2 separate regions of the Mus musculus genome follow, and region 2 is linked to region 1. A link is a loop called in an ENCODE intact Hi-C map of the cell type or tissue named here. Cell type or tissue: heart. All regions are shown on one strand. Each heading gives the region's core, and the rest is flanking DNA. Links, peaks and the distances in the headings are about the cores only. Region 1 has its middle 16 kb from the start of Gja8. Region 2 overlaps Chd1l (chromodomain helicase DNA binding protein 1-like).

Region 1 (16,029 bases), core at 6,037-8,536:
CCTGTGCCTGATGCTTGTAATAGGTGCTTTGGTTTGTCTCTTTATGACTTTAGAAGTTTGAGTTACATTTGTTTTTGAGAGAGGCACAGAGAGACATACACACACAAGAAACAGAGAGACACACACAGAGGCACACACACACAGAGAAGAGAGACAGAGACAGAAAGACAGAGAGAGAGATGCAGAAAGAGACACACAGAGAGACATAGACACACAGAGAGAACATTGCTCTTCTTTTTTGAAGGTATATTTTCTATCCTTTCTACAAAGAGGGAACTTTGCAAGATTTTTTCCCCTCCCTCTTCTTATTTTAAAATTGCTTGTCTCGGTATCCGCAAGATGGCTGTTGGGCCTGTAACTTCTCACCTGGAGCAACACTGTGCTTCCTACTGCTCATCTAGGCATCTAGGCTGACCACCTTCTTTTTAGACAGGGTCTCTGTGTATCCCGGACTGGCCTGAAACTGGCTATGTAGGCTAGGCTGGCTGCACAGAAATCTAGCTGCCTCTACCTCCTCAGTGCCGGAATTAAAGGCATATGCCATCACACTTGGCTCCAACCTCTGTCTCTGTCTCTCTCTCTCTTTCTCTCCCTCCCTCTCTCTCTGTCTCTGTCTCTTTGTCTCTTTGTCTCTCTGTCTCTGTCTCTCTCTCTCTCTCTCTCTCTCTCTGTCTGTCTCTGTCTCTCTCTCTCATTTCATGTAATAGGTCCTGAACTCACTGTGTGATTGAAGATGACCTCCAACCCCTCCTCCGCTTGCCTCTACCTCCCAAATGCTGGGTTATGGATATCCACTGTCATCTGTGACCCGAGTTGACTCTCTTTCTGTGTATTCCATCTCTTATGTCTCAGTGTGCATGGATGGCAGAAAAGTGAACCCCAGTGACGATGGCCACACTCTAACTCCTGGAACTTGTGCGTGATATGCTGACACATAGTCTGCTAACCAGCTGACTTTGATATGAGGACAGTATTCTGTGGTGCATTTATGTGTGTGTACATGCGCGCACTTCTGCATGACCACAAAGGGGCATGTACGTGTGTGTACATCCATGAAGACGTTAGAGGCCAACTGTGGGTGTTATCCCTCAGAAGCCATTGCCATGTTTGTTTATTGAGACAGAGTCTATCACTTGGCCTGGGGATTTCTGATTAAGCCAGGTCAATAAGTCTTAGGATCCTCTTCCTAAGTGTCTGCCTTCCTAGTGCCGGGCTTACAGGCACCACCATGTGCTTGGGGGAGCAGACTCAGGTTCTTATGCTTGCAAAGCAAACGCTTTCCTGATTAAGTTCTTGCCCTAGTTCAACCCTGTTCTTCTTCCTCTTCCTCTTCCCTTTCCTCCTCTTCTCCTTCCTCTCCCTCCCCCATGTATGTATATATGTGACTCTGTGCACACATTAGGAGTCGACATGAGACATATTCTCTTCACCTTTCACCTCTTGAGACAATCTCACTGAACTTGGTGCTCGCCAGCTGGCTGATTGGCTGGCTCTCAAGCCCCAGGGGTTACAGGCACGTGCTATCACACCCAGTTGCATGTGGGTGTTGGGGGAATCTGAACTTGGGCACGCTGGGGCAGGCTGAGTCCCAGGCTATTATTCTTAGAGGACTGATGAGCCTGGCCTAATTTCAGGGGTCCTTAGGTGGAGAAGGGGAGACAAAAACGAGGGTGAGAGAATCAGGAGCACACAGAGGAAAGCACTCTGAGTGGCTGCTGGTGCCTTCGGAGGTAGGCTAAAAGCAGAGGATGTGAGCAGCTCCCAGAGGCTGCCCCTGAGCTTTCAGACAGGAGCAAAGGCTGAGGTGCTCTGTTATCTCAGTGAGAGTTTTACTTCAGACTCATAACCTGAACCCCAACATCCCCCTCTGATCCTGGGAAACATTTTGTTATGCAAAAACCAGCTGCATAGTCTGTAGAAATAAAACCCGTTCAACCTCTGGGGTCGAGCTCCTGGGTCCCCACACCTTGTATATTTTGGTTGCAATTGTCCTTCCTACAATTACTCAAGTCTGGCCTACAGCTGCACCTTGGCTGACATTCATGACAAGTAAAACTGCAGCCAGGGACAGTTGCCTTGAATTAAAAAGAAAAGAAAGGAAGAATGGGTCTTTTCCCTTTGCCATTTCATTTTATTTTGCCTCAAATAAACATATTGAATGTGTCAACATTTTCCTGGGGAAAATGTGGAAATGGAGGCAGGAAAACTTCATTGCCTATGGTGCAATTTAGTTAGTCTGTCAATCATGAAGGGCTTCAGTTCCCTCATCTTTGAAGAGGGAATAACGGCAAACAAGAGGGAGTCCCCAACTGCAGTCCCTAAGCCCCCGGAGGCTCCACGTAAAGTTACCATTCCTTGGAATCTTAGCCTCTAATATGGAAATAATAGTGACACATTCCATCATTGAGATGTTTGGGGGGATTTAATAAGATAATAATACAAGCTGTTAAGACAATTCTTCAGAAGCAAGCTTGAGGGCGATCTACATACAGTTCTACCACTAGATGGCACCATCAACACAGCCAGAGGATAAACGACTCTGAAGTCGGTCTCTGCATGAAGTAAGTTTCACAGTTCCAAAGAACTTGCCTTTTTCTTACTTTTTGTTTGTTTGTTTGTTTGTTTGTTTGTATGTGTTGGTTTTTTTCTGGTGTGGTGTTGGGGATCAACTCAGGGTCTCACATATGACACGAAAGTGCTCCTATACTTCCTGTAGAGTTTTAACTTTTTGATGTAAACTTTATTGTGGTCAGAACTTGTCTCAGGCTAAGTAAACTGTGCTGGGGAATGAGTGGAGGTTGGGTCTGGAAATCAAAACAGTCTTTTTGAAACACAAACCTAGTCATGTCCTTCCTGTACTTAAACCTCTCTGTGGCTTGCTATCAATGAGTCACTCATGGACCTGCTGCAAGGCACCTGGAAGGGCAGGAGGAGGAAGAGGAGGAAGAAGAGGAGGAGGAAGAGGAGGAAGAGGAGAGGGAGGAGGAGGGAGAGGAGAGGAGGAGGGGGCAGCGTGGGGGGTCAGGGGCAGCTTGGGTCTGTAGCATGGTGCATGGGGGGGGTGTTGCTCATCTCTTACTCCTGCCCATCTCTTGCCACTGATGTCTTTGTACTCAACTCTCAGCATCTGCGACCCGTTGGGGTCCCGATTCCCATTACCCTCCTTCTTACTGCCAAGCTTCTGCCTATGCAATGCCTCTACATTGAACCCTGACTCATGTCTTGAGGCCTCATTGAAGCTTTAGTTTCTCTTGAAAGTCTCCTCTGACCCTACTGTTCTCTTGTTCTCGATGGTTCATTTATGTGTCTGTCTCTCCCACCAGTGTCTGAGATTGCTGAGCACAGGAGATCCATCTTGCTCAATCTAGTTTATGAAGCCCTAGCAAAGGAGAGAACCTGGTGATGTGTGCGGTAAGAAGCTGAGTGTGAGCAGAGACAGGCCTTCTGGGTAGGTGAGATGTAGGAGTGGAGATGGAAAAGCAAGACATAGCACTGCAGGTTCTCAGGAGTCAGTCATTGGCTTCAACTGGGGCACAGGGGAAGTTTTCCCAGGTTTTCTTCTAGGTCCCGCAGAAGACCAGGGTGAGATTCTTCACATAAGTCCCAGGGAGACTCTCACACTGGGCTCAGGGTTGAGTGGTCCTGACAATGGCTTGCTTCTAAGGGTCATTTTGGATGACCTTCATGGTGTCTGAGGTTGACATTTCTAGCTGCTCACATACCTAAAGGGAATGGTCCTACCAGGGCTGCCCCTTAGTGAGGGAAAGCACCAGGCTTTATGAGAAATCGCTCTTACTGCATTTTCCTTCCAAGCCAGTCCCCCAGGCGTCTAAACAATGCCTCTCCAGGCAGCCTAGCACAGCTGTCATAAAATGCAAGTGAAATCGGTATCTATGGAAACGGGCTGGCTCCTAGCTCCCTTTTGCCCGGCTCACTCCCTGCCTGTGGCCAGGATAGGTCTAGACTTCAGGCCCTGCCCTCAGATGACAGGGCTGTGTCTGTGCCACACCATCCTCCCAGATCCACCTGCTTCTGACTTTCTCTTAACAGAGGCAGGGGAGCACCTGTGGGGAGGGCGAACTTGCTGGAGTCCAGACACAATGACTACGACAATGTGTCTGCACAGACACAGGGAGAGCTTGGTGGATATTAGCCCCGGTTTGACCATTGGAGCTTCCTTCACCTCTTGAGAAAGCCTGGACCATTACATGGTCAGCACGGTTTACTCCCCAACTCCTCTATCCACCCAATGGCTGGGTGTGATTTTTCTCTCTTCTGCCAAATTAATTATTCATTAGAGGTGCACATGTGATGTTGCCTGATTTAAGAGGTTGATTGATTGATTGATTGATTGATTTGGGTTTAAAATGAATGAAAACCAGCCTGCTTCAACATGGCAGAATGGCCCCAAATGGGAGCAAAGATAGAGTTTTCTTTTCCTCTTCAGCCCAGAGCTACTGATTTATTAAATCATGAAAAAAAAAATCTGCCCTCCCCAAGGACAATCTATCATCAAAATGCATTGCATGGGCTGGAGAGAGGTCAGCTCTTAAGGGCACTGGCTGCTCTTGCAGATGACCTGGGCTGGGTTCCTAGTCCCACATGGTTGCAGCCATCTGCAACTCTAGTTACAGGGGATTCAGTGCTATCTTCTGGCCTCCATAAGCCTCGGGTATGCCCCCAGTGCCCTGACATGCAGGTGAAGCACTCACACACATAACATAAAAATAAATCTATCTTAAAAAAAAAGATCCAACAGGTCACATTGGAGCATTGTAGGTAGTTATATATCTTATCTGTGGGTAAAACGGGCTGAAAAGGTAGCGGGAGTGAGGCGGTGCCATTTACAGAAGCCATTGAACAGCCAGAAATCTAAGGAACTCATTTCAGCATGCCATTACCTCCTGCCTGGGTAATCGAGCAAAGAATCAGCCTGGACCATTGGTGAGCCTTGACCACGAGGGGGTGCTGCTGTTCCGGCTTTAGAGCCTGAGAGCATCAGGGGAACTCTGTCACACCAGAATAATGGGCGTGGAAATGAAGGGACAGGGAACGGCAGGCAGGAAGATGGGGTGTGCGTGTGTAACTTTTTATTCGGTGGCCACAATTATTCTGGTCTTCTAATGTCCTTCTCACTATCCTGGTGGGGTTAGGTGACCCTCAGGGATGGTTGTTGCTGTTGTTGGTAGTGGTGGTGGTGGTTGTCGTCGTCGTCATCTTCCTCCTCCTCTCCCTCCTCCTTTTCCCTCCTCCTCCTCCCTCAAAAGCCCCTCTCATAACCGTGATCTTTGTCCTACCATCTGTTGGTCTCAGTCCCAAATGACCAAATCCAAATACGCTTCTCTACTACATTCCTTCCCTTTACCCCTCCCAGACCTGCTTGCATTTCTGCTGGGCCTGCAGAGCCCTGCTGTGCCCCTGCCTGAACCAGGGGTGATAAGAGCAGAAGGAAACGTAGTGGGTGTAAGTTAGCATTGTTCAGAATCGATTCTAAGAGTTACACCTGAGATTGTGTGAATTTGAGTCCCAAGCCTGCAAATCCCAGACAGACCTGCTTGCAGGAAGTCCCTGCTACTGTGGGTTCTAATGCTAAGGGAGGCAGTAGGGAGGAAGTCTCCTCTGCTGCTAGCTGGATAGCTGAACCAACAGAGACTTCAAGTTCTTGGGCAAGGCTCCATTCTTCCCTTGGCCTATTGTAAAGTCCAGAAGAGTGGAAAGTACCGGGGAACTTCTGTCCTAGGCCCGCAGCTGTATTTTCATATCCTCCAGATTAGAGTCTTCTAGGGAGACTGCAGTCGTGGCTTATCACCGTGCCTTAGTATTTTCTGTATTTCTGGGCTCTGTCGGCAATCTCAGAGCCCACTTTCTATCTACAGGGAATTTGGCTAATTCTTCTAAATCTTAGTTTTTTGACATTTGAGGTGGGGAATGACTGTTATGGGGACTTAATGAAATAATCTATGTAAAGAACTTGGCCCACAGACTGGCTTTTACTTGGTGACAGACACTTAGCCAGCATACAGTGAGGGTAGGGGCCGGGGAGATGGCTTAGTGGGTAAAGAGCTCACTTTGTAAGGGTAGAGATGTAAAGTTGGACATAGAAGTCTGTAATTACAGTGCTCCGGAGTCAAGATGGGAGGTGGGAACAGAATCCTTGGAAGTTTGAAAAGGAGCCAACACAGTGTAGGCAGCACTTCCACAGTGTGGAAGCTGAGGACTGATGCCTGAACTGGCCTTCTCTGACTTCCATGTGAGTATTGTATCACGCACATGCCTACGCTCATGTGTACCTCACATGTATGTGGGCATGTGAACGAATTCACCCACCCCAAGTATTTATAATTAAAAATTATTTCATGTACAAGTGTTTTGCCTGCACGTATAGTGCACCAAGTGCATCCCTGGTGTCTGTGGAGGTCAGAAGAGGGGGGGGGGTCCCTGGGAGCTGGAGCTAGAGATGGTTGTGAAGGCATCACATGGGTGCTGGGAGCCAAACCTGAGTCCTCTGCAAAAGGAGCGAGCGCTCCCAACTGCTGTGCCATCTCTCCGGCCCCAGAAAAACTTTTAAAAAATGCAGTGAGGATAATGCAAAGCCAGGTGTTTCACCTCTGCACTTTACCATTCTTGCTATAGGATCTCAGGAAAGCTGACGGGGTTCATGCGGCTTAGTTCCTTTCTGTATAAAATATAATTTAGGGTCTGGAGAGAGAGCTTGGGAGTAAAGACCGTGCTTAGCCTGCACAGGGCTTGGGGTTCAATCCGAAGCATCTCATTTAAACCAGGGGCTGGGAAGACAGAGCAGTCGTTAAGAAGGCTTGCTGCCTCATCCTGAGGACTGGAGTTTAGATCCCAGCACCCACGTGCTGCAGATGCTTGTAATGCTAGCTCCAGGGGATCCGACACCCTCTGTAGTGGTTTCAGTGAGGATGTGGATTCTTGGTTTCCAGTTAGTGAAACTGTTTGAGAAGTATTAGGAGGTGTGGCCTTGTTGAGGGAAGGTGTGTCTCGGGGGTGGGACTACAAGTTTCAAAAGCCCACAGAATCCCCAGTTGGCTCTCTCTATCTCATGCTTGTAGTTCATGATGTAAGCTCATAGCTGCTGCCCCAGTGGCATGCCAAGATGTCTGCTGCCATGCTCCCATCATAATGGTCCTGGGCTCACTCTCTGACACTGTAAGCCCCCAATAAACCCTTTCTTATGCAAGTATCCTTGGCCATGGTGCCTCTTCACAGCACTAAACAAATTAGCTAAGATACCCTTTTGTGATCTCCATGGGCACTTTTACACACATGTGTACCTACATAAACTCACACACAAATAGTAAAAATAAATTATTAAAAATTTAAATAAGTTAAACAAGGTAGCTCAATAACAGCACCCTAAGGTAGTTGCATGGACCACATAGCTAACATGTGCAGACTATCAGAATAGTATTGGCACGTAGTCAGTACCCAAGAAAGTCCAGTCCTTCTGACCTGTGTCACTGTGGCCTGGATTAGCCAAAAGAATCTGCAAAGCCATGATGCATGCTTGGCAGGAGAGTTAGTTTTTCTTTTCACTTTGTACTAAAACGAATCTGTATTTGTTGTTTGGACAACTGATGAACCCTGTGTTTTGGTAATTTCTTACCCCAATAAGCCCGTATAAAAAACACACAACTTAGTTATTGTGTTTATAAGCTATATGCCTAGGTTGGGCAGATCTATCACTGTACTAATTTATTCCTCATCTATGAGACCTCTTGCTACTTGGAGCTTCTCCAGGCCATGTGGTTCTGCTCCATCTTCCTTCCACTTCCTCCTTCCTTTCCATTCCCTACTCCTCCCTTACTCTATAAAACCTCCAGCCCCACCTTTCTTTCTTTCTTTTTTTTTTTAAAGATTTATTTATTTATTATATGTAAGTACCCTGTAGCTGTCTTCAGAGACACCAGAAGAGGGCATCAGATCTCATTACAGGTGGTTGTGAGCCACCATATGGTTGCTGGGATTTGAACTCTGGACCTTTGGAAGAGCAGTCGGGTGCTCTTACCCACTGAGCCATCTCACCAGCCCCAGCCCCACCTTTCCTTTCCACTGCCCAATCATAGGCTCTAGCCTTTATTGGACCAGTTAGAATGGGGAGAAGGTTCCCATGAAATCACCTGAGTACGGGATCCACTCCTCATCAGGGCAGCCCCTCTTGAAGAAGCAGAGTAAATATCAGAATACAAACAGCACCAGGGCAACTCACAACAACCCTGGGTGCAGATGCTTAAAACTTGGCCAAAGGAGACCTGATAGGTACACAAGATGTTCAATACAGTTCAGAGCAAAACCTCTTAAGGCACCTATGTGGTGCTATGGTTTATCTTTTATTGCACACAACCTAGAAAGACCTTACTATCACACTTTTCTTTTCTTTTTTTTTTTTTTTTTTTTTTTTTTTTTTTAGAAAGAGACGAAAGAGGCAGATTCAGTGTCCTACACAAGGGTTGCAAAGGAAAGGCTCTCTATTCACACACTAATTGTGTTTAAAATAAAAGTTAATCAAAGGAACCTTTGGTATTGCCTGACAGGACAGGTTATAGACGGTGTTTGACAAGCTATTTGACCCTGTTAGATGCCTTGGGCACAGCTGCAGTGAATCCAGAGTAAGGCCAAAAATAGAGCCCATCTCAGGGTTTACATTGTGTATTTCTGACTACTTAGTTTTAGAGACACTGACGAGAAAATTTGAAGAAAAAAAATTAAAAAAGAAAGAAAATGTCTGTGAGAATTATGAATAAAATCATTAGAATAAAGAGTATGCTGTTAATTCTAAAAATTAATCTGGAGAAACAATTATGGATAACAACTTTGATGATCATAAATGAATTAATTGTAACAATGGCTTTGTTATGACTTTTTGATCACATTCAGTCCTAGTTACTCTCTTACCCCACTCTGACTCCACTGATCCTTCCAACTTCCCCTTTCTATACTTTCACGTCTTTTTTCTCCTCTGTGGCCCAATGAGTTTAATTGGCTTGCTTATAGAAGCATAGATAAGGGGTTATTTTCAGGATCATAGGAGACTTACTAGGTGCACCGAAGAAAATGACTTTTCTTCCTCCAGAAACCATTAATTGCTTGTAGATCCTCAGGGAGGGGTGCAGCCTTATGAGCACCCCTCCTTCCAAAATGGAATGCTGAGAGGACCAACATAGTGCACGTAATTACAGCTGCTGTGAGTTCCTGAGTGCACCGTCCATGTCATGCTGGAAGACAGTGTTCCATACTACTCTACTCAACTGTCTTCCACCTCGTCTTCTGTGATGGTCTCTGAGCCTTGGAGTAGGGTATGTGATAGAAATGTTCTCTGTAAGGCTGAGCACTCTATAGTCACTTGCTGCCACCTACTTAAAAAAAAAAAAAAGGTCCTTTGACCAAAGCTGCCATCAGAAATAATCCATAGGCATAAAACACAAATATCTAGAAGATGATTTGATGAGCACATATCCATTTAGCAAAACAATAGTAATAAATCCATTTATTAGTAATAACTCCCCACCCTCCATAGGACCTATGAACTTCCCAGCCATGGAATGTTGAACAGGGTTACATAACAGACATAAATTTCCAGCTGTGGAGTAGATTTGAAGTCCAATCATCAGAAGTGATTGGTTATACCCGTAACAACTATGCCACTATTACACCAGTGGGCACATCTTGCCTGGAAGATTGGTAGAATAGCATCATTGCTGCCCCCAAGCCTGCATAGCATCTTTAGCCATTATGAAAGCTACTCAGCAGGAAGTTCCAGCTTGATGTCTCCATGTCCTGAAACCAGAACTTATGGCACACGATTGTCTAAGTAAATCTGGCAACATGGAGCCAGGAAGAAAATATTTTGCTGATTTCCTAGCTAGGATGAAGATTAGCAGGGAGGGTTAGAGGGCTGTATGGCCCTTTTCTGGTTATCTGTGAAGTAGTTGCCTGGATCATTCAAAACAATATTTGCTTTGGGCTTTAGAAAATGTCATGATGTTTGATTTGGCATTAGATTAATTTTCCAGCTAAGACTTTTAGAGTTATTAAAATATTTTATTAGTGATGACTATATAAATGCCATATCTCTTTTCTTTCAATAAATATTTATTGAGTGCTTTCTTTCTATATATGCATTTGGTCTAAAATACAAATGCTAAAGAGTTAAACATGGTCCTTGTCCTCAAGAAATAATATACACACATAAACCACTATCACTTTAGAAAATAAGAGTTCTAAATGTCCATAAAGTGAATCTTGTCTGGTGTGTGTGTTGCAATATGAAGGCTCTTCTATAGTTGCAAAGTGGTCACCAAAGACTGAATAATGCCATATGCCATCCATATTTGGATTTGGGTTAGTCTCTGAGTGGACACAAGTTTGCTTCTATGTAAAGCCAGGATACTGTTTCTGCCTGTATTTCCCCACTCTTTAAAATTAATTACTTCAACTATTGATTAGTATTACTTCTTGATTGACAAACCATCACTGCGTATCCTTATAGAGTATGACATTATGCTTTGATTCGTCTATACACTATGCCATTATTAAACTGATCCAATTAACATTTTCATCTACTTCTCTATTACTTTTCCTGGTGCATCACTTGAAATCTACTCTTTTAGTTATTTTGAGATGGCCAACACCATACACTACTATAGACTGTACTCAAGCTACCGTGCAAGAGATCTTAAAACTTACTTCTGTTTCTGTTAAAGTTTCTACCTTTTGGTCATAGTCTAGATATAGAAACAACCTGAATTTCCATCAGTGGATGAGTGGATGATGAAGAAGATGTAGAATAAGTTGAGCATGGATGTGCACATCTGTAGCCCTAGCTACGCAGGAGGCAGAAGTGGAAAGTAACTTCCACCCATTGAGTTCAGCACCATCTTGGACAACATTGCAAGACACAGTCTCAAAAACAAAACAACCAAAACGGAAGATAAAATATAGATACAACAGAACACTACTTAGCCTTATGTGGGATGATAGCCCATCAATTATTATAACACAGATCACAATCTGGAAGCCATTGTACCAATGAAAATAAGTCAAGCACAAAAAGACAAGCATTGTACCAACTCACAATGTGGAATCTACCAAAATAGAACCCAGAAACAGAGAGGGAATGACAGTCACCTGAGGCTGGTAGGAGAAGAAAGGTGGGAAGGAGGAAATGTTGTGGTTTCTCTTTTGAAGCCAGACAGTTTCCTTCTCCAGACTCCTCCTGAAGGGCTCCTGACTGAATTCGGGACGTGGCTCTCAGTTACCGGACCAGAGAGACCAGCACAGCTCTCTGAGTGCATCATCTGCTGATGATTGGTAACCTGACCAAAAATAATTCTGTTTTAAAAAGCACAATTTATTGATTAAATTGTAAAGCAGAAAGGTGTGCTACTATCTATCTTGTGCTGTCGGGGACTGAAAGTCTAGTTCTTGTTAGACAGTTACAGTCAAGGGACATAGCTGGTGGTTGTGAGCAGGGACAGGATGAAAACAGAGCACTTACTAAGTACGTACAATATGACTGGTACCTTTATGTATGTCCTGCAAGATCTATAAAGTATCTCATTTGACTCCATTTCACAGATGGGAGTACACACGTGCACACACACACACACACACACACACACACACACACACACATACACACACACACACACGTGCACACACACAATTTTTAGATTATTATATTTTTGGATGCTGGATCTTTCATGTGCCAGATATAGATCAACCACCGATCTATATCCCCAGCTCTGGAGTAAACCTATCAATTTATTTATGCAAAGTCATTATGCTAAGAAGGGTGAGAACCAGGATTTCCGTCTAGACTTGAACTGTAAATGTGTGCTCCCCACTATGCGGTACCTGCCTTGAGAGGTGGAAGCAGAAGCAGGAGACCCAAGCCAATACCTCGAAACTTACTTCACTTTCTCTTCACAAAAAACCAAAACCAACCAACCAACCAAACAAACAAAAAACCAGGGGAGAAAAGAGCTCACAATGGAGTTGCAAACCAGGCATTCGTGGAAATGGCTTCTTTACCTCATTTTATTTTATTCATAGTTATTTCATGTGTAAGAGTGTTTTGTTTGCATGCATATATATGCATCATGTGCAAGCCTGGTACCTGCAGAGATCAGAAGGCGATGTTAGAGGAGTCACAGATGGTTGTGAATCTCCTGTAAGTGCTGCAAACCGAACCTGGTCCCTCTGCACGAGCGTCAAGTGTCCTTAACTGCCAAGTCATCTATCTAGGTCTTGAAATGAGAGGATTACAAGTAAGATGTCTTCTCTGAGGTTGGGGTGGAGATTTGCTCCTTCACATGTGCATTAAGGTAAACTGGAACCAGTCTGAAGAGCTCTTGGATAAAAGGAGCAGACTTGCCATCATTGTCAAATGTAGAAGAGCACAAAAGACCAAGACCCTCGTGTCACAGAGAAAGGAGAAAGGTTCCCAAATCATCGCCACATTGAGTCATTTCTATTTAGAGAAACACCAATGTTCCCCTTTAACCCTCCTACCTTGGCTAGGGTAATGTGAATCTCCGCAGGTCATTCCCACTGTCTCTGTCACCTTTATGTCTCCCTGTATAATTAGATCCAACCTTTTAAGAAGGAGGGCCCTGGCAGATATGTCTCCTGGTTTATGCATAACTCTGTTCTTTTAATGTTTCTCACTTGAAATTGATGCTTTTAAATTTCATTTTGGAGAGTCATTCCTGGGGTTGGAAATTTCCTGATAACAAAGCCAGTTGGCTTCTCTTTTGTTGACTGCTGAAGCATACTGGGAGATGAAATAGAGGGAGAATTGCATAGGATAGGTTGATAAGCAAACAGGTATTGGATAGATAAGTAGACAGGCAGATAGATAAATAGGAGGTGGCTTATTACAGGAAGCACAATTGGCTCAGGAGATGATAAAGGACAGAAACCTGGCAGAGTTCTCTAGTTCAAGGCCAAAGATCTGAGCTCTACAGGAGCTGATTGTACAACTCCTAGTCTCTGGCTGAGGGCCTGAGAGCAGAGCTGGGGTGCTGAGGAGGGGTGTGATGGGTGGGTTGGGGTGTGATGTGGTGTGATGGGGTGTGATGGATGGGATGGGGTAGGATGGGGTGGGATGAGGTGGGGTGGGGTGGAGTGTAGCTACGAGGGCCTAGAAGACTGCCCTGATAAGATGGCTATCTGAGGGTAATCGAGGGAAAGGACTCACCTCTTCTTTCTGTCTTTATTTTTCTACCCAGGCCTCGGGGATTAGATGATGCCCACCTGCACTGGGAAAGGCAGATCTTCCCAGCCTGTTTTTACCCAACAGATTTACCCTGTCTGTTGACACAAATGCTAATCTCTTCCCAGAAAACCTTTGTGAAGACACACCCAGGTCTGGGCATCCATCAGCTCAAATCAAGATGACATCACAGACATCAGTCTGGTTGGCCCCTTTGAGTCCTCTCCAGCTGCCTTTCAGAACATTACATCTCTAACATTATGATTCTCCATGCTGCCATTTCCTCTATTCTTGGAAACAGAATGGCTTTGGTCCCAAAGGGAACTTTTTTCTCCTGTGTGTTAGTCTTGTTTAATGATTTTCATAATGTCCCTAAACTAACCACTGGCATTGTCAGGTGGAGTTTGTGTTTATACCTACTTAGGAGATAATTAACTTAGCTTAAGAATAGGCTATCTCCAGCCCTAACTTTAACTCAAGAACGATAGAAAGAATAAGCACAATGCTATAATATAATGCTGAATATAGTCAATGAAAGAAGCTAGTGCCACAGTAGGGGAAGGTGGCTGATGCATTTCTTTTAATATAGTCATTTTCTGGTCTAGCAAATATCTATACTGCATTATCCTTGACAAACTTGTTTGGGTATTTGCAGTTAGTGTGATCATTTCTAGTTTTCTGGAAAAAAAAAATAGAAGGAAAAAGAACAAATGACCCGTTGTTCCTTTGGGGTGGTCCATTCTGTTCATGCCTATCTTTATGGACTTCATTAAACTGCATGATGCTTTTCAGCTAACTCGACAGGTACCTTCAATAAAACATAAGTCCCTTGAAGGCATATTAGTTAAAATGAATATTAATAAAACTCTGCTGACCCTTAATTAAGTAGGGTAAGAAATTTTGATACTAAAACATGAAGGGTCAAATTAATTAGATCAATGAAACAACCAGCTGGCATAGTTAGCCAGAGGGAAAGCACGTGCTACCCATCACTGCCTGACTGGGCAACTTCTGGTGGTGGTCACTGGCTCCTTCTTTCTTGCATTCATGTCCTGGTGGAATTTCCAGAGTAAAAGTAGCAATTCAGAAATCCCTTGGCTGGGAACATTCATTTATCACCACAGTTCAAGTAGACATTGTAAAAATATCTTGGGGATGCTACAAACATCTCGGGGATGCTACAGATGGTCCTTCCCTTCCCTTCTGCCATATCTACTGTTTCCCATGCTTTTTTTTCTCGGACCCCTTTCCTTCATTTTGGAACTTCTTCTCTTTCCTCAGCTAATAAGTACAATGTACCGCTCTTGTAAGTAGGAGGTCAGTGAGGGATATTAGCCAGTCTCCAAGTGTCTTACAGCCCGGTGCCACGCTGCTTCAGTTTGACTGTATTAGATACTAAAAAACTGCCTGTTACGATGAAAGAATAAGTACCATTTGTCTCACTCAGCACCACTAAGCAATGACTTGAACATCTTAGGGGATTAGACAACAAAATGTATAAATAAACCCATGAAAGAGATCAACATTTGGCGTCACTGAGTCTTGAGTATCTAGGGCAGGACTTCTAAAAATCTCCCTTGGGCAAATCCTTTGACCCAAGAAATATTTTCATGACGCCAGGTATGTGGAAATATAGAATACGTTTATAAATATTTACTATTAATAAATCACAAAGAGATTTATTTTAAAACAAGTCTTTGGTATACATGAAGCTTTAATCATTATTAAAGATGAAAGGAAATCAGCAGACTACTGAGACAGACACATGCTTTTTTGTTTTTACATAAGGAATTAAATCTTGAGCCACGTGTGGTGACAAGCCCAGTGGTTGGGAGGTAGAGTCAGGAGGATTTAGAGTTCAAGGCCACCCTCAACTATAGAGTGAGTATGAAGCCGGCCTGGACTATATAAGACATTGTCTCAACCCCCTCCTTCATCCCCCAAAGGGGAACTAAGTCTTGGCTATTTGATATCACATGCTGTAGAGTTTGTACAATGTTTTTCAGAGTGGATCAATATTTAGATTTTATATTTATCAACGCTGAGAATGTTGCTTCACAGAGATACATAGTACAAAGCAGTAGATGCATGTGTATGGCCATTTCAGACACTGTTGGAAATTCTATCCTAACCCCAAGCCAAAACATTCATTAAATGATTTTTATTAAGTGGAACTTAAGCTACCAACTCAAACAGCAACCTTAAAAATCAGACTTTCTAATAAAATGTAATTCAAGATACTGTTGGTGCTTAGATGTTGAGGGATGACATCAGGAAAACATTAAAGATGCTTTCTACAGTTAAACTTATTTGTTTGCTTGTTTTTTGTTTATTTTTTGTTTTTAAGATAGGATTTCTCTGTATAGCCCTGGCTATTCTGGAACTCACTCTGTAGACCAGGCTAGCCTTGAATTCACAGACATCCATCTGCCTCTGCCTCCTGAGTACTGGGATTAAAGGCACGAACCACTACTGCCTAGCTAAACTGTTATATATATATTTTAAATAAAGGAAATATATATTTTTGTGAGTCAAGGTCTACTATGTAGACCAGGCTGGCCTAGAACTCACAGAGATCCACCTGCCTCTGCCTCCTAAGTATGTACCAGGAAAAGCAGCCAAAGAAGAATGAAGTGTAGAATACTGTAATTAATAAGACATCATAATTTCTAATGTGAACCAATTTCTGGCGATGCTTCTTGGTCTTGTGTGGTGTGATGGAGCACACAGTACTCATTGGCATGTTGTTAGGAGCCACGAGTGCAACAGGGTCATGGTCTAGCATGCCA
Region 2 (16,029 bases), core at 8,581-11,080, 640 kb after region 1:
CCCCTAGTCCATGCCTGCTATGAAACGAGGAGTCAGAAAGTCCTATAGACTTGCATTTGCAAGTGAACAGAGAGATGGGCACCCAATCGGGTGCCAACAGGTCCAGAGCCAGGCACACACTGAACAGGCGAGCGAGCAGAGGGGCTCCAGTAGCACGAGAGGTAGTGCGGACAGGCTGAGACCCGGCACCAGAGCAATAGCCACCAAGAAAAGTTAGGACACTAGGAAGTAAATGCAGGCAGGAAGTTTGGAAAGCACTGTGCTCTGTGTGTGCTGGAGCTGTGGGGGTGACTGTCCCCTTCTCACCGTGCTACTGCACAGGGAGAGAGAAGGCAAGGGAGTGCCTGGCCTACCTGTCGCCCCAGGTTATAAGGGCCCAGTTCTCAGGCAGAAGGCGGCCTGAGTTAGAAACATTTACTTCCAGTCACTGCTGGTACAGGAGAGCAGTCACTGACAACAGCCACGAGACATCGGGGAGCATTCTTCACGCAGACACACTCCAGTGGGCTAGCAATGTAGCTCAGGTGGCAGAGTACTTACCCAGCATGCACAAAGCTCTGCATACAAGCCCTAGCACCCCAACCACCTGTCATCCCGGCACGGAGGTGGGTGTCGGGGCATCAGAATTTCAAACCCAAAGATCCAATAGTGGTTTGAGGCCAGCCTGGGATATATTAAGACCCCAACAAATGAATAGACAAACACTTCAAATCCAAAAATTTGGAACACTAACCACAGTTGGGGGTGCAGAGAGAACCACGTGTGTTGTACACATGAGTCTTGCGCACAACACAGTCTGCACTGCTCATGAGCCTAAGTTGGATTTACTATTCAGGACTGAGAGATGGCTTGGCACTTAAGAATGCCTGCTGTTCTTGCAGAGGGCCTGCTTCAGTCCCAGCATTCACATGGCAGCTAACTACTGTCCATAACTCCAGTCCCAGGGGACCTTCTGACCTCCTCAGGCGGTGCATACATGAGGTGCACAAACACACACATGCAGGCAGGACACTCACACACATAAAATAAAAATAAATCTTTAAAATAAACTAAAAAAGTATTGGGGTTCAGTTTACCCCATTCAGTTTGGGGTAAGATGGCAGACTAAAGGCTGTCTCTGTGTGACAGCAGTCATAGAAAAAGACTTTATCCCAAAGACAGGCCTATTGGAGGAGCTTTGGAAATTCAGGAAGGAGGAGAAAGCCTTCCAACAAAGAGCCGCCGAGAGAAGACAGCTGCATGGAAGAAAAGCAAAGCCCCCAGCAGGTGAGGGGTGGAAGGAAGTAAGAAGGGCAGAAACCTTGGCACAGAGGTAAGCGAGCTGACCCTCCAGACAAGCCTGCAGCTCTTGAAATCTCAGCTGCAGGCTTTGGTGAGATGTTAACTCCTCTAACCACAGGTCAGCCTCAGAGAGAAACCACTACATCACACTTGGAAGGCAGCAACTTGAATGCCATCTGGAGACTCTACTGATAAACAAACAAACAAGCAAACCAAAAACCTACTCCATGGGTCTGAGATGAAGGGGCATGCACAGGTGGGGAGCTTCAAGTTGGCTCGCCCTAACCCAGGTTAGGGAAGGTCCTGGGAGGTAGCTATGACAAGCAGGAGGGCCAGCCACTAACAAGCAGATACATGCAGGTGGCAGAAGGCTGGTCCAATCTAAGAAATGCACAGGGAGAGACAGCCCTGCCCTGGTGGCAGGACAGATCTCATCAACTGAGCTTACCTCGGCTTGACAGCTCTGGGGCCAGCTGGCAGATCAAACTCTCAAGCTACCTACAACACTGTGGCCCAAGACATCGGAACACAAGAAACAGAACAAGCTAGGCAGCACGGATCTCTCAACAATCACAACTCAGCTACTGAACTCAAAGACACTAAACTAAGGACAATGCCAGAGAAAGACCACACCTGATCAGTGACCTGAGGCTACATTCAAATAGATGAATCCAGGACTGGAGAAGAATCAGTAACACAGAGGAGGGTTTCAAACGGATGAAAAAAGCACCAATGGGGATGAAAGGAATAAAACTGAGAAAAGAGATTTTTTTGAACAAGAAAAAAAAAAAAAGAAAGAAAGAAACAAAGAGGATTGTTGAAAATGAGAAATCCAATGAATCAAATAATGAAACAGAGGATTCACCAAAATGCTAACCAAGCAGGAAGAATCTCAAAGATGGCAGCCAGGGTCAACAAACACAACATCCAGGGTTTGGGGAGATGGCCCAGGGGGTAAAAGCAGCTGCTGTTCTTCCAGCAAACCTAGGTTTGATCCCCAGCACCCACAGGACAGCGCACAGCCATCTGTAACTCCAATCCCAGGAGATCCTATACCCTTTTCTGGCCTCCTCAGGCATGTGGTGCACAGAAACCCAAACACACAAAATAAAAATAAGTAAATCTTATATAAAACAAACCTACATTCACGCACGGAGAGCTGAGTTTGATCCTCATGATTATAGACAAGCTGGGCATGTTCCCCCGCACACCTGTCACCCTCACACTGTTGGGGACAGAGAGAAGAGAACTGCTGGGCCTTGCTGGCTGCCAGCCTAGACAGAAAAGTGAGCCCCAAGTTCAGGGAGAGACCCTGCCTTGAAGGAATAAGGCTGAGGGTGAGTCGGAGACACATAACACCCTCTTCTAGTATCCACATGTGCATCCACGCATCCATATACAAACATGCACCTGTACCACACACTCACACACTCACACACCCATACCCATACACACACACACACACACACACACACACACACACACAGACCACACACACATAACCACACAGACCGCACACACCACACCATACCCATACACACAGACCACACCATACATATACACACATACACACACACACACACATACAGAGACCACACACATACACACACACATAGACCACACACACACACAGACCACACACACACACACAGACCACACACACATAACCACAAAGACCGCACACACCACACCATACCCATACACACACACACACACATACAAAGACCACACACACACCATACACATATACACACACACATACATACACACACACAGAGACCACACACACACACACAGACCACACACACACACACACACACACACACACACACAGAGGGGTGGGGGAGTGAGGAACGTGGAAGGACTAGGACATTTCAAGGCAAGCACAAACAAACGTAGTTCATGACCACCAAGCCTGCAGTGCAGAAGGTACTTACAGGAATACTCTACACAGAGGGGGAGGAAGAGAGTCTGTCATGAACACACAGGAAAGAATAAAAGTCCTGAGAAGAAGAATAAGGGAGAGCAGGGAAGAAATCCCTCATACCCACAGTACACAAGCAAACCCTAATACTAACACAAGACAGGAAAATAACAAAGAACAAAGAGCCAACAAAATTACAGTATGGTAGTGATCTCAATAACAACTGAAAGGCAAATGAACTCAAAGAGTCACAGATGAGCTAGCTGGCAAAAAAAAAAAAAAAAAAATTAATTAATTAAAATAAAATAAATCTTATCCATCGATTGTCTCCAAGAAATACACCAGGCTGAGATACCACAACTGCGGGTGGAATGTGGAAGACATCTGTCAGGGAAGCAAAGAGAAAGTCAGGAAAGAGGCCGACTATACACTGAGGAGAGCTGTTTATTAGACAGGTAAGACGATTTAAATATGGACACCAACACTGGGGCTTCCAATTTAATAAAAAACAAACAGTATCAGACATACAAGGTCAGGCAGGACCTGATTTGATAATAGTAGAGATTTCAGTACCCACTCTCATGTCCAGAGAGGTCGACCAAACTAAGAAACAGCAAAGTGACCTCAGAGATAAACTGTTGCACAGAACAAACGGAAGAGTTCCTCCAACAGGAGCAGGATACAGCCTCTGCAGCCCACAGGATGGTCTCTAAAACTCATCCATCCTAGGCCACAAATCAAATCCCCCTGCTTGTTTGTGGTTGTTTTTGAGACATGGTCTTGCTATGTAGCCCAAGCTGACCTCTAACTCAGAGATCCACCTGCCTCTGCCTCCCAAGTGCTGGGTTTAAAGGTGTGTGTACCACCACCTATTTAATCTTTTACATCTTACCAAATGTTAAAAAAAAAAGAATAGTATGTCTTGCATCTTATGAGATCATAGTTTGAGAAAACTAGAATTCAAAAGCTAGAAAAATAAATGACACACACTCATAGAAATAATGAAAAGAACAAATCTAGTAAAGGAGGTGATAGAATTCTGGAAATGTATAGACATTAAAGAGCCACCATTACACACACAGCACGGCATAGACCACAGCCGAGGGCCCAGAACTCAGCCGGGACAGCTACTGAAAGAAAGATGAAATTTCAAGACCTGTAAGTCATATTAAATACTCATAAATTGCTGGTTGTTTGTGAGCCTAGAGGCTGCCTGGGGCTGAGAAAAAAGAAAAACAAACCTGGGTATGCCCCGTAGTTAAAACATTCCTGGGAACAGCTTGACCATAAGATAAAGGGGAATGTGAAGACATAATAGGGCTATCTGAACTGAGTCAACAACTCACAGAACTCTGACACCCTGCACATACATGTAATTTTTCTGCTGATGTTTGAATAAGCCAATAGTGTGTCGCTATGCTGAATTCCACACCCCTAAACCCCTTACCCCATAAAAACCCCTAGCTTTCGAGCCTCGTGGCCAACATTCGTTATCTCCTGTGTGGGATGCATGTCGGTCCGGAGCTCCGTCATTAAACTACCTCCTGTAATTACATCAAGGCCTTTTCGTGATTCTTTGGGTGCGCGCCAGATTGGGAATTGAGTGGGGGTTTCCCCACTAGGTTCTATCACTACGAAGGACAAAAGCACACTCTGAGAAAGACCTGCCTCTGTAACAGACTGCCAGGAAGACCAGAGTGCCATGAGAGGCCTGAGAGACCCACACCTCCCACCCCGCACACAAGTCAACACAGAATGGATCGCACACCATAAGACCTGGATTCCAATTCACTTCCTTCCTCTGGTTCTAGGCTTCCTCCTCCTGCTGCTGCTGCTGCGGGCAGAGCATCAGGGGTCCACTGGCCATCTTTGGTTTCTCCCAGGATGGACTTCAGGTCTATATCCTCCATGGAGCTCCCCTCAGAGGACAGCAGTTTATCCAAGCCGAATTTGAGAATCTCACTTAACTTGGACAGAGAAGACAAAAAAAGTCTAGTTAATTCTGCTACACAGAAAAACTGTCTCAAAAAAAAAACAAAAAACAAAAACAAAAAAACAAAAAAAGAAAGAGCTGTAGGGATGCGGGTGACTTGCTCACGGCTGGGACACGTTCCTTCTCTGATGGACAGCCAGCGTTTCCTGTCCATCACAGGTGAAACACGCCAGGCAGGCTTTAACAGCTGGGTGATGGGTAAGCAGATGGGTGATACAGGATTATCAGAGTGACTGACTTTCTCAGCCTCCATAATGATATACTTAGAATAAGCTTCCTATGCCCTTTGGAAAAATACGGTCATTTGAACATTTCCTAGAGAGCTCAAGAGAAGTCAGACTTGGCTGGACTCTCCCTGCTAACCCTCCAGATCTCATCATCGGCTGGCTCCTCTGGAGACCTGCTTTCCTACCCCAGGGTGCCACGGACACCACTGTGGCAAAGGCCGATTCCAACGCCTGGTCAGAGACTCTCTTCTGCTTCCTTCCTTCACTGTTCCTTGAGTCCCCTCATCCATTTGCTGTGACATCCACACAAGGCTCAGATCTCCTAGCTCCCAACTCTGCATATTCTCAAACAGTAACTCAGGCTCACTTGCATCTTGCCTTTATGACTGGACAGTTTATCTCTAGCTCACTGTATCTGTAACTTAGAAACCTTTAAGGTATACTATAATAGCTTGTAAATGCCTTAGACAGTTTGTTGACGCACCAACATCTGGATATATTTACATTTAATATTGCTATATGTAACCAATACAACTGGCTTTGCATTTGGCACTAAAACCCAAAGAAAGCCAACTACTTGTGATAGGACTCGGAGGAAAGAGTCTGTGCTCACGCCATCCAGCCACACTGGAAGAGCTCATGGTGGTTAGGTTCACTGAGGTGGGAGGAGCTGCACCAGGAGTGGGCACAGCACTTCCTGTGTTTGTATGCTGGACCATACAGAAATTGGTTATGCACACACAACATGGCTCCCGCCTTTTTGCTGTGGCTATGATGGCACCAGCTGCTTTGGGCTCCTGAGGATTTGACTTCCCTGCCATGCTGAGTTTGAAATGTGAGCTAAAATAAACCTGTTAAGTTGATTTTTGTCTGGTGTTTTGTCAAAGCAAGAAGAAAAGAAACTAAGACAGAGGTACAGAATTGACTGCTATGATTAGCTTGGGTTTTGTTTGTAATCCTCCAGTTTTCAGTGTCCTCAGACATAACTAATAGAGCCCTCACTTTGAGAAAAGCAAAGAACGTAGATTCCTGAGGTTATGGCGTCTGCTTCAAGACAGGCAATCAACGACTGATGAGGCGTGGGTTTAAATCCAGGTTAGACAGCCCAGCACGCAACTCTCCCCCACACCCCCTGTGTGTGTGTATACACACGCACATGCACACGCACATGCACATGCACACACGTGTATCATGCTCATTTTTTACCCCCACAGCTCCCTGCACACAACAGGCACCAAGGCAGGCTCCTTGTCCTGATGAGCCTTCGGATCAGAAGAGATCCTAACCTGGAAGTCGGCCTCGGCTGAAGGTTTCTGGGCTCCTGGTGTGAAATGACCTCCTTCTATGACCATGTTGGTAAGCTGCAGTTTGGAGGCCGCCTTCCTATACACGATTTCTTCCACGGTGTCGCGGCCGATCAGCCGGATGACTTTAACAGACCTGTGAGCGAGTCAAACAACAGCAGTGTGATAAGCATGTACGAAGTCAGGAAAAGACACCTGGAAGGAAGCAAAAGCAAGCACTGTATACAGGGCATTTCTACAAGGATGCTTTGATTGGGCCCTGAGGACTTGAAAGATACAGCTGGCCTTCAGTTACCTATGAACTTTTCCAAATAGTGCAGGCAAGGATGGAGGTAGGAAGGAACGTATGCCATCTGTGGCCAAGGAAAACCTTTCAGGTGCGTTATCATCCTTGGGGCCAAGGTCCTACCTCCTCCTAGCTCCTCCCCACCCGTCCAACTCCAGGCTGACTTTCTCTCTTAATAAAAAAGAGAGGGGGGAAAAACCCAAGAACAAACCAGAAAAAAACCACAAGAAACATGTACGTATATGCGCATGCACACATATACACACACACCCACACACATACACATATGCACACACAAATAAAACCCATAAAAACTCAACATTGGAAACCATAACATATAAGCAAAAGACCAATAAGATGAAAAATGCCCAAATTAAGCAATATGAGACAAATCTATGAAAACACTATTGAGTTCATTTTGTGTTGACCTTGGTTGGTCTGTCTTTCTTTCTTTCTTTCTTTCTTCCTTCCTTCCTTCCTTCCTTCCTTCCTTCCTTCCTTCCTTCCTTCCTTCCGAGGTGGTTCTTAGCTCGCTGAATAAATAACTTCTAAAGACTCCTTATAATCCTTTCATAATCTGACTTTTTGTTCAACAAAATGAGTCTGGACTATGGTGTGACCCAGCTGATGCGGCTGCAGGAGCCGACAGCGACACTAGGCTCACACTGGGGTCTCTCCATTCCCCATTTGGTGCTGTCACCAAGGACTGTGTGTCTCCCTCCTTCCCAGCCCAGGGGTGTCTAACAGACCGAGCAAGTGGAAAACCATTGATGCCCAACTCACTCACTTGTTCTGGCCAATTCGGTGAGCTCTGGCGGCCGCCTGCAAGTCATTCTGAGGGTTGAAGTCGCTGTCGACAAAAATGACGGTGTCTGCCGCTGTTAAGTTCATGCCCACTCCACCTGGAACAGGGTAGGGAAAGTGTCACCCAAGACAGACAAGGACGGGAGAATACGATGGTCCAGACAGGCTCTCACTGATGAGCCACAGTCAGACAGATGCTCGCCCTCAGTCCCAGAGCCTGGCATGGTCGCACTTGCTCCCCTAACCTCCTACGGCCTGATTTCGGAGGACTGAATCATCACACACAGCAGAATGGAGGAGGAGTATTGACAAGCAACAGAGGAAGATGCTCAAGTCAGGAGAGTGGAGCAGTTTTATATCGGCCACTCCTGCCCCCCATTTAAGACACTTGGCTGCATTTTGCCTAGGACAGTCTGCAGAGAAATAGACACTCGCTCCTTCAGAAAGGAGCTGTGAGCACGGGCCAACCTGTGTGGGCGTTCGTAAGGGGAGAGCCCTTAACCCACACTCACAAGCCAGGCTAGGTAGCAGGATCCCTGATATGCTGAGGAGGAGGGGTGTTGCTGCTCCTGGGCAGAACGAGAGACCGTGTACAGTGTCCGGTCCCCCCACATCCTGTGTCGTGTCCCCCACTAACTACAGAAAACCTTCGACAGGCATTCTTTAACCGTGTTCACTCTGACCAGACGCAGTGTGACAGAACGACGGTCACTTTCTGGGTTTTCTTTGGTGCTGCAGGGAAAGGGGTGAGGAGCAACCATGGGTTCCGGGAATTAAAAGGACCGTGAAAGCACATTACAGCCTTTTCTCTTTGATTAATGTGAAAACTAATACAAAATGGACCGGCTCTTGTCAGGGTCATTAGAGATCACAGCTGAAACAAGGGAGCCTGATGGGGCTTATTCTGAGAGCATGAATTAAAGGTTGCTTCTCAGAAGGACTACCGACTCCCAGCTGGGGCTCAAGACAAGGCGGGCAGGAATACTTTAATTAAACTTTCATATAAAACGAAACCTGGAATAAAGGGCCGATAATGACTGATTACTGAGCCGTGCCAAGTTACCTAGCAAGGCTAGAACAATAGACACCATTTCTACTTTTGAGCAATGCGCCAGACCCTCTCTTATACCCCACACAACAACCTATGGGCTCTGGCCTTTCATCATCACCTTTTGTTGATATGGAGGTGGGAGCACAGGGAAGTCAGAACACTTATTCAAAGTTGCACAGCTAGAGGATAAAAGACCTAAGACTGAGTGAGTCTTCCAAGTGTGGCTCTTGAACCATCTTCTGGGCTTTTGTGGTTGCCATTGGAGTTTTTCCTTTTCTTTCTTTCTTTCCTTTTTGCCTCTTTTCTTTTCTTTTCTTTTCCTTTCTGAGACCAGGGTTACCTCTAGCTTCTGGCTGAGGCAGTCCTTAATTCTAAGCTTCCTGAGCACCCAGTGCAGCAGGCTCTCCCACCACGCTAGCTCCAGAGCCAGTTCTTGTTTTCTGAACACCTTGAACACCTTGAACACCTCCCAGGTACTCGTCTCATTTAGAAATGTGCGACATCACCACCGGTGGTTTGGTGATTGGATACTAAGGTGTGCGCTATCTTTCCTGGGTTAAGGCTATTAAATGCAGCTCTCCTCCACAAGGGGTGAGTTCCCCTTCCTCTGCAGTGCCAGGAAGGTGCCTAGGGCTCTGTACCCGCCACACAAGCATGCATGCACTCAAGCCCATGAGCTTTTTAGTAAGTCTGCTCATAATTGTGTGAGACATATTCATGAGCTGTCACTGCCCCCTGGTGGCCATATGACTCACTCACAGAGACACTTGAACACTGGAAGGTGAACCGCTGCAGACCTGCAGCTAAACCATGACAGGGAGTCCCACGAGTCCCACAGTCTGCTCCTGCAAAAGGGATGCCCAGTGCTTCTGTTCCCCCTGGATCTGCTCAGGGGCCTCCAAGGAAATCAACTACAACGCGGCCAGCTCGTCCTTCGTAACCTCAGACATTTCAAACAAAAAGCTGTTCTCTGGACAGGGGGATGATGAAATGTTTAACTATCACAACAGAACTGTGTTCCCGCTATGGTTGACCTGACTAACGCTTTAGGTTTCTCCTCAGACTACTAGAGACAGACGATGATAGAGACGAAGGACTGAGATGCAGGCTGTGGCCTTGGGGGAAAGGGCGGCGGGGAGGATCTGATTACATCATGCATTATTCTCTTTATTAGACAGATAAGGCATACTCTGGCAAAATAATCTCTTCTCCACGGATTCTATCTAGTGCTTCTTCTACATGCCCTTATTACGCTAATCACTCGGTGAATGCTTCCTAATAAGACTGAAGCTTTTCACGGAGATGCTGGTCTCTAATAGAGAGACACGCATCTCTGTATTCACAACGGCTATTCCAGGGGGATTTCAATTAATCAGAAATAAGGTAATGAGGGGCTGGAGAGGTGGGTAGGAGTGCGCACTGCTCTTGCAGAGAGCATGCTCTTGCTCATGCACATATCTGTAACTCCAGTCCCGGGGACCTGACACCCTCTTCTCCCCTCCAAGTGCACCTGATGTAGATGATGCACACAGAAACAGGCAGGCACATACATATAAGTAAAAAGTTTTCTTAAAGAAATAAAATAACGAAACTAAGACTATGAGTTAAAGTTATTTAAAGACGAACCAAAGTGTGAAAAAAAATCACTTCCAAAAGCTAATGCCAAATTATTTAATAACACAGAGAATGCACCCTCTTCTTGATAACATACCACAAATATGATAAATAATATTTATGACTGAAGTTATATATATATATATATGTACATATATATATATATATATATATATATATCGACATTGTGATAATTCTAAGTAGCTAGCAATTTTGCTATAACTGCATTTTAAGCTTCTGCTGTTAGAGGAAAAGAACTAGCAGAGAGGCCCTCACCCCCCAGTCACAGCTGGGAAGAAGATCCGCATCCATGCCTGTGGATACAACTTCCCATAGAAATCTCTCTGGACACTCCCAGGGCAGGAGTCAAAGCAGGATAGAATGATTTCTATGGACTCAGGCTTCAGTCCCACTCTTTGATGGGGCCACAGCTTGAGTATAAGGTCCCATGCTAGAAGTCCAGCCCCTCCATCAACCATGGCAACGGCCTCAATTCTCTCCTTTTTACCCCTTAGTAATGGCCTCACCTTTCAGAGACGCCGGGGAGTATACTAATGGTTGGGATACAAAGGTGTCCTACCACATCAGTTGCCTGCTCTCATCAAGACCTGTGTGACCTACCTGCCCGGGTGCTCAGGAGAAAAACAAAAATGGGCTGGTTTCCAAAGTTCTTAATGGCCAGGTGTCTCTCCTCTCCTCTCACGGAGCCATCCACACGCTCGTAGCTGTAGCCTTGACACAGAGGAGAAAATTAATCTATTAATTCTTCTTCAAGGACTCTGGGAAACAATCGGCCCATCCCAAAGCAGACAGCAGTTTACCCTTTTCATAGACAGAGCCCCAATTCTAATCATTCCCAAGGGGGGGAGTCTACCTTTAGGGAGACAATACAATCATCTTATAAGAGAACTCATCATAACACATGCGTGTTCTTTTAAACGCAGTTGAAGTGGCGGCCATGTGTAGTTCTGACCATTCCCAAGTAATCCTGAACGGCCGCCCCATGGCAGCCTGCGCTTGATAAGCAGAAGTATGGGGAGCAGGTGAGGGGATGTGACTGGCGGCTCAGTGTTTGCCTTCCTCTGAAGCTGGAGCAGGGGTCTCCTCCTGTCATCACGCTCCACACCCCGAGAGCACTCTGAACATGAGCTCTGCTTGTACTCCGGGATCCCTAAGAGTGCCTTGCCCTAGGTGCCCCACGGCCCTAGAGCATCAGAGGACTTAACTGCAGTTCAACTCAAACTGCAAGGCCTGGAGCTGACCCTTCTTCACCAGGGGGCTTGAGGTCAAAGTCACAGCTGTTTCCCATGACCTCACATTCGTTTATTACACATTAGCAGAATACTCACGCAATAACCCCACCCCCAGTGCTAAACAGGAGGAACTGGCGCGGCCTCTCCCCTGTTGATTGTGAGATGTCTGTATTTACATCTGTCTACTGGTTCTGAGTAAGTGCTCAGCTGCTGAAATGACTGTTTCATGACCCCGAGTTACTGCCACTGAAACTTGTCTATTATACATGGAACACTTCCCCAGCATTCGCCCCAGCGCCCATCTCCGCAGACCACACAACCAGTGCTGATTTCCGGCCACACATCTCCACAGGCCGCAGGGTTTACTCCACACGTCTCCTCTGCTTTTGACTCTGAGTAACGTGGGTCGCCATGTTCTCTCTGTAGCTCCCACGCCCAGTATGGCTGTTGCAAGCACAATGTTACATTCAGTTACTGCAGTGGGCAGGGGGAGTCACCTCTGTAGTCCATATAGTCCTGCAGAATATCCAGCATGTGTGTCATCTGGGAGAAAAGTAAAACCCGATGGCCCCTGGCAAGAAGGAAAAAAAAAAAAGGTGACAACTCTAGTAATATTGAAGGTACGTTTCCCTCAAGCAAAGTGCTTTGGTATGAAAGAGTCCAAGTTCATAAATAAATGGAATGCTAAGGGAGAAGCATGATCTAAAGCCTTCTTCAGAAGCTCTCTGCTCTTTATGTAAAGGATATAAGTAGACCTGGCGCTGTCCCCTGTTCTTAGTGGCCGTTCTTAAACTATAATGGAGAAATCCCCAGGGGCATCTGTCAATGCATCACAGGCTACAGGAAGCCCCAGATGAACCAGGGACCTCACTGGAATGTCAACTCGTTCAACCACAAGAAATACAAGCTTTCATGTCAAAAGCAAGATTAGACACATTATTTATAGGGAGCAAAGTGTAAAATCCAAACCCATACACACACTCTAAGACCTTGAAAATCATGGCCAGCCACCTACCACTAATCTTACTTGGGGAAAAAGTCACTTGTATTTAGTTATTTTGGTTAAAAATTCAGAGGCGACCCTCATAGAGGCAGGGGGAGGGGGATGGGATGAGGGGTTTCCGAAAGGGAGACCTGGAAAGGAGAAAGCATTTGAAATGCAAATAAAGAAAATATCAAGTAAAAAGAAAGAAAGAAAAAAATTCAGAGCTGATTACTTTAGAAATGGGCAAATGACATCTCATCTCCCAAGACACATGACAAAAGAAGAAAAAAGGTAAAGAGTTGATTAGGAATGAAGTCAGGGGCTGGAGAGATGGCTCAGCAGTTAAGAGCGCTATCTGCCCTGTTCGAGAGGACCTGGGTTTGAGTCCAAGAACCCATAAAGCAGCTGACAACCGCAGCAACTCCAATTCCAGGAGTTCAACACCCTCTTTCGACCTGTGTATGGCCACCACACATACATGGTACACTGACAACTGTAACATACGTGCAGGCAAAAGTGCCAACACATAAAATAAATAGGCCTTTAAAATAAATAGATAAATAAATAAATAAGGAGGATGGAGTCACAGGCTAGGGGTGGGTTGGGGGTAGGAGGGATGGCTCAGTCAGTAAAGTGCCTACCTCGCAAGTACCAGGGCTGAGCTTGCGCTCCAGAACCCATGTAAAAACTGTTGGGAGTGGTGGCATGCACAGCACCCCAGCACAGCATCCCAGCCAAGACCCCAAGAGTACCTGGAAGGAATATTAACTGAGCCCCTGTGGTTTATACTGATTCAACATAAGCTGCCAACAGGCGATCATGGAAGAAAAGATGAGTGCTGCCTCTGTCCAGGTGGGACAGCAAGGTCACAGTGATACGGACAGCACACACTGGTGAGTCAGACAGACATCAGGACACTGCCAGTGCTGAATCAGGACCCCAATGGTTCTAGGAATCCTAACCAGAGGATGACTAAGCAAGGCTAAGGAGGAATGGGACGGCAGGGCCAGCAGCAGTCAGGGAAGGCTGACACCTAACCAAGACCCTGAAGAAAGGAAACCTGGGCCAATCTCAAGAAACAGCTTTTCACCAGTTAGGTTTTAATAGTTACTATCTCAAAGTAATAAGCGTGAACCCAGAAATGCCAGCAGTCTGTCCAGGGTAAACCCACCGCCTACCCAGAATACAGAAACGCCAGCAGCCTGTCCAGCAGGTGAAGCTTCCCACTGGCCTCAATCAGGTGCTCTCCAACTTCAAAGGGCTCTGGTTCCACACCTAGGAAAGAAAGAACACGTCTAGTAATGTACCTGGCCAGAAGCAGACTCCCTGACAAGGAGATGTGGACCGAGGGCAAACACTCTGGCAAACCCAAACTACAGCTCTGGAGAACCACTGGTTTCGATTCTCCAATATCAATACTATGAGAGAGACACAGAGAGAGGCACAGAGACAGAGAGACAGGGAGAGACAGAGACAGAAAGAGACAGAGAAGTCAGCAGGAAAACAAGCTTAAGAACATGTCTACCTTCTCAGAGAATAGACAGAACAAGCACAGTGTAGGATCTATGACTGGATCTTGGAGTTAAAAAGAAAAAAGAAAAGCATAATCTAAGAGGATTTTAGGAAGAATGGAGGGAAACCTGCATAATGTGCCAGGTAATACTGATACAACAAACTGAGCATAAACCTGCCACCCTCACTGCAGCCAAAGACATGACTGGCACACCTCGCTGAGGGGCACACTACGGTCAAGGGCACACCTTGCTGTGGTTTTAGCGACAGACTGTTCAGAGAACGGTGAGGAGGGAGCGCACTACCCCACTCACCATCGAACAGATACGGGTGGTCCACACACTTCCGAAGCTGCGTCAGGATGTTCTGGAGTTTGACTTTCTTGGCTGTCTCGTTCTCAAATGCATCTGAAATCACAAGGACGTGGAGACATATCTGACCATGCGTGCCTCAGCTCTGTGTACCTTCCCACTGGACTGAACACGCGTGTGACGCTGGCTTAGCCATCCCTCTGGTTTGAGATGAACTGGACACCTTGGCTATCCCTTTGCCAACCTTTACACTTCCCACTGGAACTGCTCGGGAGTCAGGGAAATCAAGAGATGCTTCACTTCTGCCTCTCCCCCTCTCACTCCCAAGCCTCCCGGTGGGTTTGAGTCAACAGCATTTTGCAGCTCGTTAAGCGTCCAATGGGCTGGAAAGACAGAGGGCGCTCACAAGTGCTTGCTTCAAGGCAGTAAGGGAGATGGGGCTAAAGGAAAGAACAAACTCTAACAACCAAGTCTGAGTTACTCTTAAGGGCCACAGCCACACTCACTGCAAGCCCAGCCCACCTGAGAATCCCTCACAGTCTAAAACTCCGGCCCCTTCTTGTACTTCTTGTACAGAGGGAAGGAGCCTGATCACTGAGCACTCCCTCCATGATAGCCACACTCTCTCAGCTTCTGACAGCCATAGCCGCGTACCCAGGTCTTTCATCAGGATGGCCTTGTAGTACTTTTTCTGCAGAGCGGACATGCCGTGGTACACCACCACCTCTGTCTTCTTGGGGAGCTCTGTGGCTACCTGAGCTTTCACACGCCTCAGGAGAAATGGCTGCAAGAGCCTGTGCAGCTCGCTTGCTGCGTAAGGAAAGATAAATACGTAAGAGTGGAGAATCGAGGCGTTCCACGATGGAAAACAGCCTGAGTCGGGGCGGTCATTTTTCACACTGCATGCGCTCCTGGACTTACAATGAAGTAATGACCCAATAAATCCATCCCAAGTTTGAAATACCCTAAGTTGAAAATGCATTTAATATTCTGAACCTACCAAACATTGTGGGTTATCCTAGTCTACCTTCAAAATGCTTTAAAAAGTCTTCAGTCAGGCAAAATAAAATTAATAAATACGGTGCCGAGAGCCAGCAAGACAGCCAACGGGTGAAGGTGTTTGCTGTCAAGTGTGATGACCACAGCTTGATCCCAGAATCCACATGGTAGGAAGAAAACACTGACTTCCACAAGTTGTCCTCTGATCTCCACATGTGTGCTACACTGTACACACACACACACACACACACACACACACACACACAGAGAGAGAGAGAATAAATGTAAAGACACAATTGTAAAAGTTAGGCATTTCATATCATTCACTGTCAGCTTTCCAGCAGCTCTGGCGATGTGATGCACCATGAAGCCTCGCTCTCAAGGCTGACACCTGCCCAGACTGACCGGAGAAAATCTTATGTCACTACCCCAGGAAAAGACAGAATCTTTCATGGTTTTTACGGCTAAGCAATATCCTGGTGTGT

What was found. A loop is a pair of places that touch in the nucleus more often than their neighbours do. Peaks named below come from ENCODE experiments on the same cell type or tissue, not always from the same donor. Only the 100,000 strongest peaks of a DNase experiment are listed, where the experiment ranks them.
Region 2: a loop joins it to region 1, with 10 times the contacts of the local background. A loop is called at or near these places in 18 of 42 quality-filtered maps.

What each region holds. Positions count from the first base shown.
Region 1 is chr3:96,933,931-96,949,959 of GRCm38, forward strand. No RefSeq gene overlaps it. Among named protein-coding and RNA genes, the nearest start is that of Gja8, 16 kb to the left of the region's middle. In heart, for the core only: no CTCF peak of the experiment used is centred there; no DNase peak of the experiment used is centred there; H3K27ac peaks cover 128 bases.
Region 2 is chr3:97,576,006-97,592,034 of GRCm38, forward strand. Chd1l (chromodomain helicase DNA binding protein 1-like) reads right to left here. Exons shown (of 23, transcript NM_026539.2): 8 at 15,200-15,355; 9 at 14,549-14,641; 10 at 13,901-13,997; 11 at 12,235-12,308; 12 at 11,106-11,216; 13 at 7,803-7,917; 14 at 6,712-6,865; 15 at 4,974-5,172. Among named protein-coding and RNA genes, the nearest start is that of Chd1l, 26 kb to the right of the region's middle. In heart, for the core only: a CTCF peak has its summit at 9,607 (motif pointing left); no DNase peak of the experiment used is centred there.